Linked DNA regions of Homo sapiens: all the other regions are linked to region 1. Evidence: chromatin contacts called from ENCODE Hi-C or POLR2A ChIA-PET data. All regions are on one chromosome and are shown on one strand. The core of a region is the stretch at or near the end of the contact, and the rest is flanking DNA. Distances in the headings are between cores, read along the strand shown. Region 1 has its middle 67 kb from the start of URB2. Region 2 overlaps GALNT2 (polypeptide N-acetylgalactosaminyltransferase 2). Region 3 overlaps GALNT2 (polypeptide N-acetylgalactosaminyltransferase 2).

What was found. A loop is a pair of places that touch in the nucleus more often than their neighbours do. ChIA-PET counts read pairs that join two places held with the same protein, here RNA polymerase II (POLR2A). Pooled maps may share reads with other maps.
Region 2: a loop to region 1 is called in a pooled map, with 3 times the contacts of the local background. The contact joins two enhancer-like sites. A Hi-C loop is called at or near these places in 4 of 37 single-sample maps with no recorded cell type and 7 of 50 pooled maps. POLR2A ChIA-PET finds 5 or more read pairs at or near these places in 1 of 52 experiments (B cell).
Region 3: a map of OCI-LY7 shows a loop between it and region 1 (3-fold over the local background). The contact joins two enhancer-like sites. A Hi-C loop is called at or near these places in 1 of 168 maps with a recorded cell type or tissue (OCI-LY7), 6 of 37 single-sample maps with no recorded cell type and 8 of 50 pooled maps. POLR2A ChIA-PET finds 5 or more read pairs at or near these places in 2 of 52 experiments (OCI-LY7 and naive thymus-derived CD4-positive, alpha-beta T cell).

What each region holds. Positions count from the first base shown.
Region 1 is chr1:229,691,688-229,694,622 of GRCh38, forward strand. No RefSeq gene overlaps it. Among named protein-coding and RNA genes, the nearest start is that of URB2, 67 kb to the left of the region's middle. Within about 2 kb of position 1,649, at least 13 of the 41 ENCODE cell types and tissues checked have a DNase peak (open chromatin) inside an H3K27ac peak, as active enhancers do; they include OCI-LY7, where a contact is called at or near this core.
Region 2 is chr1:230,103,624-230,106,441 of GRCh38, forward strand. All of the region lies in intron 1 of GALNT2 (polypeptide N-acetylgalactosaminyltransferase 2), which reads left to right. Among named protein-coding and RNA genes, the nearest start is that of GALNT2, 38 kb to the left of the region's middle. RefSeq lists enhancers at 804-2,003, 1,375-2,096, 2,063-2,132. Within about 2 kb of position 1,253, at least 29 of the 41 ENCODE cell types and tissues checked have a DNase peak (open chromatin) inside an H3K27ac peak, as active enhancers do.
Region 3 is chr1:230,121,120-230,123,819 of GRCh38, forward strand. The region is part of intron 1 of GALNT2 (polypeptide N-acetylgalactosaminyltransferase 2); the gene reads left to right. Among named protein-coding and RNA genes, the nearest start is that of GALNT2, 55 kb to the left of the region's middle. RefSeq lists enhancers at 2,012-2,141, 2,152-2,361. Within about 2 kb of position 1,397, at least 9 of the 41 ENCODE cell types and tissues checked have a DNase peak (open chromatin) inside an H3K27ac peak, as active enhancers do; they include OCI-LY7, where a contact is called at or near this core.

The sequences.
Region 1 (2,935 bases), core at 399-2,898:
TTATTGAGTACTATATGTCAAGTACGGCAGAACACATGGGGGTATAACTGAGGACATAGAGGATCCATGCTAGAGGAATGTACTTCCAGTGAGAGAACAGACGGTAGGCAAACAATTTTAGGACAATGGGGAGCTGCCATGATGGAGGCATGTAGATGGTCCTGTGGGAGCACAGAGCAGGAACTTCCTGGAACTGAGCATTTTTGTTTGTTTGTTTGAGACAAGGTCTTACTCTGTTGCCCAGGCTAGATGCAGTGGTGCCATCACAGCTCACTGTAACCTCCAACTCCTGGGCTCAAGCGATCCTTCTGCCTTAGTGTCCTGAGTAGCTAGGAATACAGGCATGCACCACCACACCTGGATAATTTTTAAAATTTTCTGCCGACAGAGGGTCTCACTATATTGCCCAGGCTGGTCTCAAACTCCTGGCCTCAAGAAATCCTTTTATCTTGACCTCCCAAAGTGCTGGAATGACAGGAGTAAGTCACCGGCCTCAGCCCTGGGAGCTGAGTCTTGATGAGAAGTTAGCTAAATGAAGAAGGAAGGGCCACCAGATGAAAAATTCATAACAAAGCCTGAATGAAAACTCGGGATTTCGGAGTCCTGGTCCAGTGTTTTTCTTACTTATCTGGGTTTTCAGAATCTCGTCTAGAAGAGACTCATATTCTTGTTTAATCTGGCAGGGCTTTTTTTCTTGTAAGGTTTGTTGGGAAATGAGGTATTTTGACCTGCTTGACTGATTCACCTACTAAAAGGATTATATAGTCACTGCTCTAGAAAACCACTTCCTCAGTGAGAATGTGGTCCCGTAGATTGTGCGTCCTGGTTTTTCACACATTATTATCATTCTTTTTTGTTTGTTTGTTTCAGACGGAGTCTCGCTCTGTCACCCAGGCTGGAGTGCAGTGGTGCGATCTTGGCTCACTGCAACCTCTGCCTCCCAGGTTCAAGCAATTCTCATGTCTCAGCCTCCCAAGTAGCTGGGACTACAGGCATGCACCACCATGCCCAGCTAATTTTTAAATTTTTAGTAGAGACAGGGTTTCGCCATGTTGGCCAGGCTGGTCTTGAACTCCTGACCTCAGGTGATCCACCCACCTTGGCCTCCCAAAGTGCTGGGATTACAGGCGTGAGCCGCCACACCCAGCCTATTATTTATTATTCTAACCTGTGTTCCAACACACTTCAATGACCTGCTTGTTGAATGGCTTTCAGAAGGGAGGCTTTGCCTTTCTTCCTGGGATAGAGTCATCTGAGTTTGTCTTGGCTCAGTTCTAAGTGACTGGTCTCTTTACCTGTCATCCCCATTGCCAGCTTAGATCTAGGCAGCATCCCATGAGACTCAATCCTTCCTGGAATCAGATGAGTGGACAGTGGGGTGGGCCCTGCCAGCCCAGCCAAACAGTCAGATCCTCTCCCTGAGGATCTGGAATAGGGATGCTTCCAGTTCCGGGGACTGACTTGATTAGCTATAGGTTCCAAGTACAGTTATGTAGAGTCAAGTTTCATGGTGAGGCTTACTTAGACAAAGCAATAAGCAAACTGAAGTTGTGAAGGAGCAGAAACCCTGAACAGCAAGGGGAAGCCAGCCCATAGGGAGGATATGGGAGCAGGTGTACAGAGAGAAGCCAAGATGAGAGATGATGTGGCTTGAGAAACGGTTGCCATTCATTCTCTGGTTCCCTGGAGACCCAGCTGCACTTCCTACAGCTGGGTTCTGTTACATCGCTCTGTGTCTTGTACAATAAACCTTTTGCTTGAGCTGGCTTGCGTGGGTTTCTGATCCTTCAACAAAAACTTCCTGTGATTCTAGCAGTCCCAAATCGATTTCTCCCCAGATCTTTCAGCTGACATGATTTCTTCCCCTTTTGTTACCTAGTCTATGAGAATGAAGGAGATTCTGTCGGCATCAGTGATTTTCTTTTTCCAGCTATTGCAAAGGTATTTTACATTTGCTAGGGGTTAGAGGCAATGACTCGGTACTTTCTCCAACACAGGGGGAGCAGATTCATCGGTGAAGTCAATGATGGCCACTTACAAGCAGTTCCACATAAGCAGTGTATTGTAACACAGAAGTATTGAATAATTGAAAGCATAACCATACTAATAGGATCTTTGCCTGGCTACATGATAGCCATGAGAAATATCAGACCACGAGCCAGGGAGACAAGGTGCATAGTTCCAACCTTGCCTCTAATTGGCTGCGTGATTAAAGGCATCAGGGGCGTTCAGTGCACCTTGGGGTTTCAGCGGCCTCCTCCCCTTGCTCACAGGCTCAAATGAGACAAGGTATATGAAAGCAGTTTGAAAAGGTACAGAGTGCCTTACCCTGAGATATGTGAAGGACTATATTTAGTTACTGGGAGCTGGAAGGGCCTAATGTCTTTCCCACATGTCCTATCAAAGACACATGTGCAGGACAGCTGGTGAATACAGATCGGTGAAGTGCTGACCCTGGCTGTGCTTTGGAATCACAGTGGTGCTTTACAGACCCAGAGGGGCCGCCTTACCCAGTCTCTCTGAATCTGAAGCTTCTTGAGCAATGCTTGGCAGCCAGGGCTGAGAATCTCTTCTGCTGCCCTGTCTCCAAGTTAGGCGCCGAACTCTGGGAGTCAGCAGGCCTATGTTGGCTTCTGACGCTTGGATGTCCCGCCCAGCCCCTGGAGGTCAGAGCCCAGTGAAGAGACAGCAGGAGCCAGAGCCCCAAGCTGAGCACAGACACTTACTCATCCTCCCCCTCGCTGGCCACACTAATGGGAATAGTTGGGAGAGAAACTCTTCAGTGCTAACAGGCTGCAGCTGCTGTTGTGGCAGCAGCCAGGTGGTGAGTCGGCACAGTCGATGCCTGGCTTAATTTGCAGCAGGAAGCGGGGCTGGGGACAGTCTGCTTCCTCTGCCTCTCTTTGTCCCCAGCAGAGCCCTGCCTCCTGGTGAG
Region 2 (2,818 bases), core at 3-2,502, 410 kb after region 1:
TCTTGCAGGATTTTGTCTGTGGTTCTAAGGAGACAAGTAGGTGGCACACAAAAACAGAAAATGAAAGAACCCATCCCTCCAAAACCACACACACAAAGCCAAAAGGAAAAAAAAAAAGCACATAATTATCATGTAGGCACTGTTGCAGCTAACCCTGATTTTGGCCTCAATTCTGAAACAAGTTAGCTGGTTTAGACAAACCCCTTATTAGGTAATGGATTGTTATTCATTCCTCCCCTTCTCCTAGTCATTTACTCCGTGAGAGCTGCTCCTACCTGACCTTCCACTGATTTTGGTAGCAGCATCTCCCAGAGCGACTGTTTCCTTCTTCAGCAGTGTTCCTTACTCAGGGTGTAAGATCTTAACCCCACAGAGCCCCGTATCAGGTTTAATTAACTAATTGATTCAGCTTGTGCTTACTGAGTGCGAGGCAGTCATGTGCTTCTGTTTGGTAAATGGCTTCATTTTCCCTCTAACTCCTGAGCGTCCTGAAGCTTCTCTTATGGTTCTCTCCAAAGGAGTCAGCAGGCTGGCTCTGCAAGGGTCAGTAGGTTCTGGGGTGGTGGGGGGCCGAGGGAGGCAGGGAGGTTGGCTCTGTCTTTATTTGGCATAGAGCTCCCCGAACAGGGTCTCTCCTCCTTTCTCCAAAGGTTAATGGAACCACTATCTTAAAAAGCTGAAATCTTATCTTCTGGGGTATTTGGGTAGAGAAGGCTAGGGAATCCCTTTTCCATGGTGGTGCAGTAGGTTCTCAGAACCAGCTGGTGGGCCTCAAAGAGAGGCGGCTGTATTTTAGCCTGATAATCTTGATTCCTGGTTTCCTGGCTCTGTAGCATCAGAAATGGGAAGCTTTAAAAGCCGTGCCTTGTTGGATGCACCGAGTCATAAAATAAATGTGATGTGCTGGGTGGGGGAAATGCGGGAGGAGGGAAACAGGTGGTTGGAGCTGCTTCGTGATGGCCGCCCACCCTGGCTCTCCTTTCTTAATAGGCTTCAGAAATCCTGGAATGCGTAATTCACCAGCTCACAGAGTTCCACCCATGTCCCCAGTGGCTTCAAAATGTAAATGACATTTGCAGTGCTGGGAGGTAGGAGGGCGATCCCGTTCCTTCCCTGGATCTCAGTCGCAGAGGTGCTGGCTCATGTGCCTGAGTGCAGCGGCTGGCCCGTCATTACTGGTCTTTGCAGGAAGCCACTCTGAAGGCACCTGGGCCCTTGCCAGGCTGAGTCACAGCTGACTTAGGGAAATGCCACACAGGACGCTTGCAGTCCCCCCGTTCTAAGCGTAGGTTTTGCAACTGCATACTCGGAAAATGAATCAGAGTGGGGGAAAGTGTCAGAGAAACAGCAGAAATGGAATGTAGGCAGGAGGGCCACAGTGGCGCTGTGGATTCAGACCACACCTTCGGCTCTGTTTGGGGCCCTTCCTGTAAGGAGCGTACTGATGCCAGAGGCTGGGGGTGTGGAAGGGAAGCTGCTGTGCTGTTAGATCCATTCTGCTATTTAGCCAGCCTTCCTTTTCCCAGCTGGCACAGACAGGATGTGTTAGAGAGGTGCTCAGACCTCCTTTCAGAGCAACTGAATCATTCTCCAGGAGGGACAGGGAGTCTGAAATGCAAACAGGTTCCCAGGGTTATTGAAGAGCAGCCAAACTGAACACCCACTGCTCTGTGGACTCAAGCTGGTTTTAGACATTGTTTGGTCAGGACCAGAGCCGAGCTCTGGGGCCCACTGGGGGCTCTTGTCGCACCATATCATTGATTCTACAATGCACATTTCCCCCGCCTCTCATGTTTTAACATGTCTGAAATCAGGATGCATCTTCCATGGATGGTGTTTCAGGGTTTCATTGATCGTGTTTTTCTTCCTGAGTGGCACACAAAATTAATGGTGCTCCCTAGAGTTGATGGTCCCTGCGGTTCAGTGAACCGTGTTGCTCTTGTGTAAGCTCCTGTGGGAACATAGAGTCTCTGTGTCCCACCTTCTTCCTCGCAGTGGTCAGCACGGATGAGGTGGGAGTTGCATAAATGTCAGCATTCGAAAGTGAGGGCGTCTGTCGGTGCTGTCTCACTGTGGGGCTTCAGAGAACGTGAGCACCTGTGTTTGCATTCTCCATCAAGGTTCATGTCCTGTTGGCTCATAAGCATGATTATATCCATTATACAAACTGGGGCACAGGCACCCAGAGAGAAGTCAAAAGACTTGTTCAAGATGGACAACTAGGAAGTGGTGGGGACAGACCAGTCCTGTCTGATGCCAGATCCAGCGCTGTATCTGCCAGTCAGCATGCACACTTTCATCTCTCCAGCCTCTTCCCACTCACCTTTACTCAACATTTCTGGGCCTCCATAGTGATTGTAGTAATTCGGTAAAGATGATTCATTTCTTTAGTCCGGTCTTCGGACTTGACTTCTTAGAAGCAGGTCTTGTGCAATAGTTGCATATTAACCACTTGGTGACACAGTGCATGAGGGTATGCCAACTCTTTTTGCTCATGGCCGTGCAGTGCAGAATTTCCAGGCATTGTCCGCTCTGTTTCCTGGACTTCGGAGTGATAGCAAAGTTTTGTATTCCCTGATCAGCTGTGTATCTCTGAGCAGCAAGTTGATCTCTCTGTATAAGGGTGACTGTGCCCATGGAGGATGGCATGCAATTGCCTAAAGATTTCAGTCTGAGAATCTGAGAAACGATACTGAATGGAGATGACAGGCTTAGTGCCTGCTTCCAGGAGCCATGCCTCCTCCTGGCCTGGAATGAATACCTAAACACCTGAGGCTCTGAGTTCCGGCAGTGTGCTGAAACTGCTGTTGGTCTGGCC
Region 3 (2,700 bases), core at 147-2,646, 430 kb after region 1:
GCCAGTGTCCAAATGGCATAGAGCCACTTCCTTGTTGACATTCCCTGGGATCTGGAGGTCACTTCCAGCTCTTTCCTCTTTTCTGCAAGAGCCATGGTGCTGCACCTGCCTGCTGTGTGCTGGCACATGCCTGTGGGGTTGTGAAGGCTTTGTATGGGTCCCTGGACCACACCTGAGGAGGCGCTGTCTTAGTCCCGTGGCGGGCGGTGGGGCAGGCTCCCTGCACTGGAGGAAGCACCAGCAGGCTTTTGTGCGTGAACAGACAACTCTGTTGGCTTTCCTGCCCTCCCCTGTTTGCCTTCTTGATTTTTCCCTTCTCTTTTTGTTTCTGTCTCCATCCTGGTTGCATTCCCTCACTCCCCTCTTCTTTGTCCCTGCCAGGTTTCTGATGGGTTACTTCTTTGAGGAGGAGAACCCTACCACCATTCCAGAATACTCAAGGCAAGGTTTGAGGGGAGAATTAGGCGGATGTCCATTTCACAAGGCTTTGTTTTTGCCGAGGAGAACATCAGTGTCTGCCTTTAGTAGGTTGCCATCATCATAAGCAATAATAGCTGACTGTAACTCAGGGACTGTGCTGGGAACTTTCCATGCCCACGGAGTCAGTCCCTTCAGCAGCCCCAGGAGGATGAGTGCTTTTGCATACCCCACTTTGCATAGATCCCAAAAAGGGGACATTGGGACATTGGGAGCATCAGTAACTTGCTCGAGGTCACACAGCTAGAAGAGGGGAGGAGGGATTTAGAATGTATTTATTTATCTTATAACGTTTATTTTTTGATATATAAATTTATATTTCCCTTTGTAGTTTATTTAAATACTGTTATGCTTTTTTTTTTTTTTTTTTTCAAGGGACAGGGTCTTACTCTGTTGCCCAGGCTAGCCTTGAACTCTTGGGCTCAACCATTCAAGCCTCAGCCTCCCGACTAGCTGGGACTGTGGGTTTAGAATTTGAATCCAGTGTTCACCCTTCCTCCTGAGCGGTGCTGTACATTATGAACAGGTTGTTTGCCAGGAACTGGGATAATGCCATTTTCCTCATAAACCTTTGCCCCGCAAGCATGGGTAGACAGACAGCTGGTGCTTTCCTTGGTTATATTTGGCAAACTATATAACCAAACCAAACTTGATTATATTTGGCTAGTGGACCAGTTCTTTTGTAGTTGGTTAGAAAAGAAAAGATATCGCTTTCCCTTGAAAGAATTCATTCTCCATGAGATTGAGGTTCAGAAAATCTGTTAAATAAATCCCAAGCCCTGAGGCCTCCAAATCAGTGGCTGCTCCGCTGCTCCTCTCTCTCCCTCGACCTGGTCTCTCAGTGACCCCCTCATCTTTTCAAATCATAGCATGTTGGGACAAGTGTTCCAGGGAAGGCCTCTGTCAGTGTTTAGCTTACATTTCTTGGGTGTATCTTTTTGACAAAATTTTCCCCCCAGGGATAAGGAAACCAGAAAACCACAGTGGATCAGCGTGCAGGAATGCATAAGGGTGGCTCTGTGTGTGTGTGTGTGTGCATGTACATACGTGTGTGTGTGTGTTCATCCGTGTGTGTGTGTTTTCCTTCAGAGCATTTTAAAGGTCTCAGCTATTATTAACATGAATTTATTATCTATATTTAGGATAAGCCCACTAAGGATGATTTGGGATGAGCTGTGAATCTGTGGTGTATATATAGATCTCTGCACACGCGTATAGTGCATATTTATGTCTGCACGTACTCCTGGGCGTTGACATCTGCCTGTGGAATGCAGACATCTCTGTGCAGGGTTGTGGCCTGTCGTCTCTTGATTGGCAGTTGAAGTGTCCCGCATCCCCTTGTTATTAATAACTTGCTTGGGGCTACATTGAGTTGGGGATGTGCAGTAGTGATTTATCAAGACATTGTTATAAAGACACAAGGCTGGTTGTAATAGTCTAATCAGAACAAGTGTATTCAAAGTGGCGAGTTTCAAGCATGCTGTTTAGGAGACTTCACACTTATTTTCAGCGTTCAGAACATTGTTGAACCTCTGCTTTTGGCATCGTGGTCACAGCTAGTCTATGAGCCTTAGGAGAAATTATACTTGCCATTTGGTGCCCACTGTGAGTTTCTGACCAAGAACAAAATTTCCAAGCTTGATCACCTGCCTTATTCGTGACGCTTGGCTCCAAGTGGTTGTTAGCTGTTTCCAAAAAACAAATGTGCTTTAGAGGATGAACATTATGCTGTTGTCTCTGGGGGCCAACCCGTTAGGGGAGTTCCAGAAATATTTTGAATGATGACAGCATCATGGGAATACCAAGGGTCTCCCCAGGGGACTACTTTGAAGAGGGGCACATGCAGGTTGGTCATGTCTTTGTGTGAGTTCCAGGGTTCGAAAATAACTGACGTATACTGGTTGTGTATGTCTGTGTGTGTGTTGCCCGCACAGCTAAGTTTAGACACCGAGCTTTGGAGACCTCTGAGAGCCGACTCCACCTTTGATTTTCAGTTGTCTTTCATTTTGTACCCATTTGGTATTGTCTTGCTTGAGCCTTTGTGGAAATAGACCTTGACTTCATTTCTTAAGTCTTTTTTACTTTCTACGATTATGGAAAGGAAAAATATATATTTTATTTAGAAGGCAACAGGTGTACTTATGTTCTTCTCCTATATGATGGGTAGTGGAAATGTTTTAATTGCCTTCTTTTGTCTACTTTAACCTCATGATCATTGCCTTT